2 separate regions of the Homo sapiens genome follow, and region 2 is linked to region 1. Evidence: read pairs that join two places in POLR2A ChIA-PET (ENCODE). Cell type or tissue: PC-3. All regions are shown on one strand. Each heading gives the region's core, and the rest is flanking DNA. Links, peaks and the distances in the headings are about the cores only.

Region 1 (2,904 bases), core at 168-2,667:
GCAGCGGCTGTTCCTCCCTTTCCTGGAGCAGCTGTTCCTCCTCGCGGAATTTTCTGTCTGTCTCTTGACGGCGTCTCTTCTCTTCTCTTTCCTCTCTCAGCAACTGCTTTTCCTCTTGGGACTTCCTGTCGCGCCTTTTGGCTTCCTTTTGCTCTTCTCGCTCCAGCTGTTCTTCCTCTGGGAAATGCCTGTCGCGCTGCTGCCAGCGCCTCCTCTCTTGCTCACGATCTCGCTCTTGCTGTTCACCCAGCAGGTGCTGCAGATCTTGCTGGGATTGTCTGTCGCGCAGCTGGGAATCTTCCAACTGCCGGAACTGTTCATTCTCTCTGCCTTTGCAGTAAACCTTGTTATCACGAACTGCATTTTCTTTTTCTGGTTCCCACTGCCATTTCAGATCACTGCGCTGATCCTCATCCCGGTATCGCTGCTTCCTTTTCTGGCGCTGAAGCTCTTCCTCCTCCCGATACTGCCTCTCCCGCTCCTGGCGCCTTTTCTCCTGTTCCTCTCTCAGCAGCTGCTCTTCCTCCTGCTGCAGCTCCTCTTCCTCGCGGTATTGCCTCTCCAGCTCCTGGCGCCTTCTCTTCTCCGGTTCCTCTCTCAGCAGCTGCTCTTCCTCCTGCTGCACCTCCTCTTCCTCCCGATATTGCCTCTCCAGCTCCTGGCGCCTTCTCTTCTCCCGTTCCTCTCTCAGCAGCTGCTCTTCCTCCTGCTGCAGCTCCTCTTCCTCCCGACATTGCCTCTCCCGCTCCTGGCGCCTTCTCTTCTCCGGTTCCTCTCTCAGCAGCTGCTCTTCCTCCTGCTGCAGCTCCTCTTCCTTCCGATATTGCCTCTCCAGCTCCTGGCGCCTTCTCGTCTCCCGTTCCTCTCCCAGCAGCTGCTCTTCCTCCTGCTGCAGCTCCTCTTCCTCCCGATATTGCCTCTCCCGCTCCTGGAGTCTTCTTTTCTCCCGTTCCTCTCTCAGCAGCTGCTCTTCTTCCTGCTGCAGCTCGTCTTTTTTGCGGTACTGCCTCTCCCACTCCTGGCGCCTTCTCTTCTCCCGTTCCTCTCTCAGCAGCTGCTCTTCCTCCTGCTGCAACTCCTCTTCCTCGCGGTATTTTTTCTCCCGCTCCTGGCGCCTTCTCTTCTCCGGTTCCTCTCCCAGCAGCTGCTCTTCCTTCTGCTGCAGCTTCTTATCCTTCCGATATTGCCTTTCCCGCTCCTGGCGTCTTCTTTTCTCCCGTTCCTCTCTCAGCAGCTGCTCTTCCTCCTGCTGCAGCTGCTCTTCCTCGCGGTATTGTCTCTCCTGTTCTTGGCGCCTTCTCTTCTCGCGCTCCTCTCTCTGTAGCTCCTCCTCCTCCTCCTGCAGCAGCTGCTGTTCCTTCCTCAGCTGCTCTTGTAGGGCTGGCTTGGCGTACAGCGTGTGGCGGCGTCTCTTCCTTTCTTCTTCTAGTTGCCACCTCCATTTTTGGTCGCGGCGCTGCTCCTGGCTTCGCCTCCTCTCCTGATCCTCCTGGAGGCCGTCCTCCTCCTCCTGGAGCTGTTGGGCACGCTCCCGCCGCTGGAGCTGCTCCTCTTCCTCCAGGAACTGCAGCTCTTTCTCCCTCTCGCGTCGCTGGCGGCGCCGCTGCTCCTTCTCCTCCTCCTCCGGGAGAAACCGTTGTTCCCGCTGCTGGCGCTCCTCGGCCCTCAGCTGCCTCTCCCGCTGCTCCCGCAATGGGGGCCTGGCCGACAGCCTCTGACGGCCCCTCTCGCTCTTTTCCTCCGCCTGCCACTGCCATGTGAAGTCCCGGCGCTGCTCCTCTTCCTGCTGCTGCCGGTGAGCCCGTTCCTCCTCCTGCCATTGCAGCTCACTCTCCCGGCGCCGCCTCTTTTCCTCCTGCTCTTGGCGGCGCCTCTGCCCTTCCTGCTTGCGGGGCCTCGAGTAGACTTTGCTTTGCCGTGCGTCGGCCTCGCTTTCTAGCTGCCACTGCCACTTCGGGATGCGGCTCTTAATCCGCTCCCGGGCCTGTTCCTGCTCCTCCTCAGCTAGCTCCTGCTCGCGCCTCTCTTCCTCATGCTCGCGCTTCAGCCGCTGCTCGAGCCTCTCTTCCTCCTCCTCGCGCTTCAGCCGCTGCTCGCGCCTTTCCTGCTGCTCGCGCCTTAGTTGCTGCTGGCGCCTCTCCTCCTGCTCCTCGCTCTTCAGCAGCTGCTGGCGCCTCTCTTCCTCCGGCTCCTCGCGCTTCAGCCGCTGCTCGCGCCTCTCCTCCTGCTCGAGTCTCTCCACCTCCTCGCGCTTCAGTCGCTGCTCGAGCCTCTCTTCCTGCTCGCGCTTCAGCCGCTGCTGGCGCCTCTCCTCCTCGCGCTTCAGCAGCTGATCGCGCCTCTCCTCCTGCTCGCGCTTCAGCCGCTGCTCTCGCCTCTCCTGCTCGAGCCTCTTCTCCTCCTCGCGCTTCAGCAGCTGCTCGCGCCTCTCCTCCTGCTCGCGTCTTAGTTGTTGCTCGCTCCTCAACCGCTGCTGGAGCCTCTCTTCCTCCTCCTGGCGCTTCAGCCGCTGCTCGCGCCTCTCCTCTTGCTCCCGCCTTAGTTGCTGCTCGCGCCTCTCCTGCTGCTCGCGCCTCTCCTCCTCCTCGAGCTTCAGCCAACGTTCGCGCCTCTCCTCCTCCTGGTCGCGCTTCAGCTGCTGCTTGCGCCTCTCCTGCTCGTGCCTCTCCGTCTCCTCCTCGCGCTTCAGCCAATCGCGCCTCTCCTCCTGCTCGCGCTTCAGCCGCTGCTCGCGCCTCTCCTGCTCGTGCTTCTGCTCGTGCCTCTCCTCCTCCTGCTCGCGCCTCAGCTGCTGCTCGCGCCTCAGCTGCTGCTCGCGCCTCAGCTGCTGCTCGCGCCTCAGCTGCTGCTCGCGCCTCAGCTGCTGCTCGCGCCTCAGCTGCTGCTCGCGCCTCAGCTGCTGCT
Region 2 (2,904 bases), core at 84-2,583, 100 kb before region 1:
ATATTAGGGTTCATTCTTTGAGTTTTACAGTTCTATGGGTTTCGACAATTACCTAATGTCATAAATCCCCAGTACAGTATCACACAGAATAGTTTCACTGCTGAAAACCTCCTTGTATTCAACTCAATTCATCCCTCCTTCACGCTTGGCAATCACTGATCATTTTACTATCTCTACCATTTTGACTTTCCTGGAATGTCCTAGTGTTGGAATCATACAGTGTATAGAGTTTTTAGACTAGTTTCTTCCTAGCGTTATGTATTTAAAGTTCCTCCATGTTTTTTCATGGCTTGATAGCTCATTTCTTTTTATCACTGAATAATATTCTATTGTACAGATATACCATGTTTGTTTAGCCATTCACTTAGTGAAGGACATTTTGGTTACTTCCAATTTTTGACAAGTATGAGTAAAACTGTTCTAAATACTTGGATGCGAGTTTTTTGAGTAAGCATGTTTTCACATTACTTTGGTAAATACCTAAAACTGCCATTGCTGGATTATATTGCGATACTATGTTTAGCGTTGTAAAAAAAAACCTGCCAAACTGTTTTCCAAAGTGACTACCATTTTGCATTTCCACTGCAATGAATGAGAGTTCCTGTTGCTCTACATCTTTGACAGCCTTTGGTATTGTCCCTTCTTTGGATTTTAGCCATTCTATTAGGTGTATAGTGATATCTCATTGTTTTAATATGCAATTTCCTAGTGACAAATGATTTTGAGCATCTTTTTCATATGCTTATTTGCCATCCATATATCTTTTCCGGTGAAGTGTCCAGATCTTTTGTCTATTTTTGAATTGGGTTGTTTGCTTTTTTATTATTGAGTTTTAAGAGTTCTTTATATATTTTGGACACCAGTCTTTCATCAAATCTGTATTTTGCAAATATTTTTCCCAGACTATAACATGTTTATTCATTCTCCTAACAGTGTCTTTCACAAAGCAGTTTTTAATTTTAATGAAGTTCAACTTATCAATTTTTTGTTTCCTGGATTGTGCTTTTGTCATTGTATCTAAGAAGTCATCACCAAACCCAAAGTCACCTAGATTTTCCCCTATGTTATTGTCTAGGAGTCTTACAGTGTTTTTTTTGTTTTTGTTTTTTTTTTTTGAGACAGAGTCTTGCTCACCCAGGCTGGAGTGCAGTGGTGCCATCACGGCTCACTGCAACCTCTCCCTCCTGGGTTCAAGCAATTTTCCTGCCTCAGCCTCCTGAGTAGCTAGGATTACAGGTGTGCGCCAACATGCCTAGCTAATTTTTGTATTTTTAGTAGAGACGGGGTTTCACCATGTTGGCCAGGCTAGTCTTGAACTCCTGATCTTGTGATCCGCCTGCCTTGGCCTCCCAAAGTGCTGGGATTACAGGTGTTAGCCACCACGCCCGGCCCGAGTCTTACAGTTTTGCACCTTACATTCAGGTGTAAGATCCATTTAGTGAAAGGTGTAAAATCTGTGCCTAGATTTATTTATTTTTCGCATGTGGATGTCTAGTCATTCTAGCACCGTTTGTTGAAAAGACTATCCTTGCCCTGTTAAATTGCTTTTGTGCCTTTCTCAAAGATCAGTTGACTATTTATGTAGGACTATTTCTGAGCTCTGTGTTCTTTTCCAGTAACCTATTTGTCTGTTTTTTCTTTCTTCACCAATTCCACACTGTTTTGGTTACTTTAGCTTTATAATTAGTACTGAAGTTGGCAGTGTCAGTTCTCTGGGGATTTTTCTGATCTTTACTATGAGTACCTGGTTGGGCTCCTGGTGGTAAAACTTAGAAAACTGTGAGTTCCCCCTAAGTCTGGGCCCCAAGTTTTTAATGCTCAAGCCAGGCCACCCTCAGCTTCTAGAAATCTGTCAGTATCATTTATGTGCTCTTTCCAGTTGCTGGCTTCAGCATGTTCTCTTCCTGCTAACCTCTGATTCCCTGTATTTGCCTGTCTGTTTAGTTTTCAGGGTGGCAATTTGCCCTGTGACCTCTCCTCTAGTCCATCTAAGAAGGGTTGATAATTTTCAGTTTGTTGAGCTTTTTTCTTGTTGTGAGGACAAGTGGTGACTTCCTAACTCTTTACATGTTGGAGTAGAAACCGGAAATTTCATTTAAAAAATTACTTGTAATAAAAGTCACTAACTGTAAATGTAGAATTTAGTCATTTAAGTAGATATATAGAATTTTGCAGCCATCACCTCAGTCCCCTCTTAGAATACATTTCTTACCTTCCCAAATTCTCCAGAGCCTCTTTGCGGTTATTTTCTAATCCCTGGTCACCATGATGGAGCCTGAACAAAATAAAAATTTGGAAAACAGACAACATTAAATTTAAACTTTTATTAGATTGGAATTTTATGTAATGGACCATTGTCTTACTTTTGTGGCAACTAGAAGAGATATTGTATTCTAAGGACTTTCTTTGGGGGAACTTAATAGTAGTCCTGTTTATTGCTGTCCTTGAATTGGTTCATTCGTGCTGCTGACTGATAGTTGCTATCAAACCTTATCTGGTGAGCACAAGTGAAAGAGCTAAAAAAAAAATCTTCTATTAGAAATGTAGATGATGAATTTACAGATAATGTTATGTGGAGTTAAGTATTTTTTTTTTTTTTTTGAAACAGAGTTTTGCTCTTGTTGCCCACGCTGGAGTGCAATGGCACGATCTTGGCTCACCGCAACCTCTGCCTCCCGGGTTCAAGGGATTCTCCTGCTTCAGCCTCTGGAGTAGCTGGGATTACAGGTATGCGCCACCGCGACCTGCTAATTTTGTATTTTTAGTAGAGACGGGGTTTCTCCATGTTGGTCCGGCTGGTCTTGAACTCCCAACCTCAGGTGATCCACCTACCTCAGCCTTCTAAAGTGCTGGGATTACAGGCATAAGCCACTGTGCCCGGCCAGGAATTAAGTATTTTACCAT

Evidence for each region. ChIA-PET counts read pairs that join two places held together with the same protein. Peaks named below come from ENCODE experiments on the same cell type or tissue, not always from the same donor. Only the 100,000 strongest peaks of a DNase experiment are listed, where the experiment ranks them.
Region 2: POLR2A ChIA-PET joins it to region 1 with 29 read pairs; 5 of 35 experiments call an interaction of 5 or more read pairs at or near these places.

Annotation. Positions count from the first base shown.
Region 1 is chr1:152,109,157-152,112,060 of GRCh38, forward strand. TCHH (trichohyalin) reads right to left here. Exons shown (of 3, transcript NM_007113.4): 3 at 1-2,904. Among named protein-coding and RNA genes, the nearest start is that of TCHH, 4.8 kb to the right of the region's middle. In PC-3, for the core only: no CTCF peak of the experiment used is centred there; a DNase peak (open chromatin) is centred at 1,325; H3K4me3 peaks cover 2,500 bases; H3K27me3 peaks cover 2,500 bases.
Region 2 is chr1:152,007,955-152,010,858 of GRCh38, forward strand. It overlaps LOC105371442 (a long non-coding RNA gene), which reads right to left. Exons shown (of 3, transcript XR_001738235.2): 3 at 2,212-2,275. Among named protein-coding and RNA genes, the nearest start is that of S100A10, 16 kb to the left of the region's middle. In PC-3, for the core only: no CTCF peak of the experiment used is centred there; no DNase peak of the experiment used is centred there.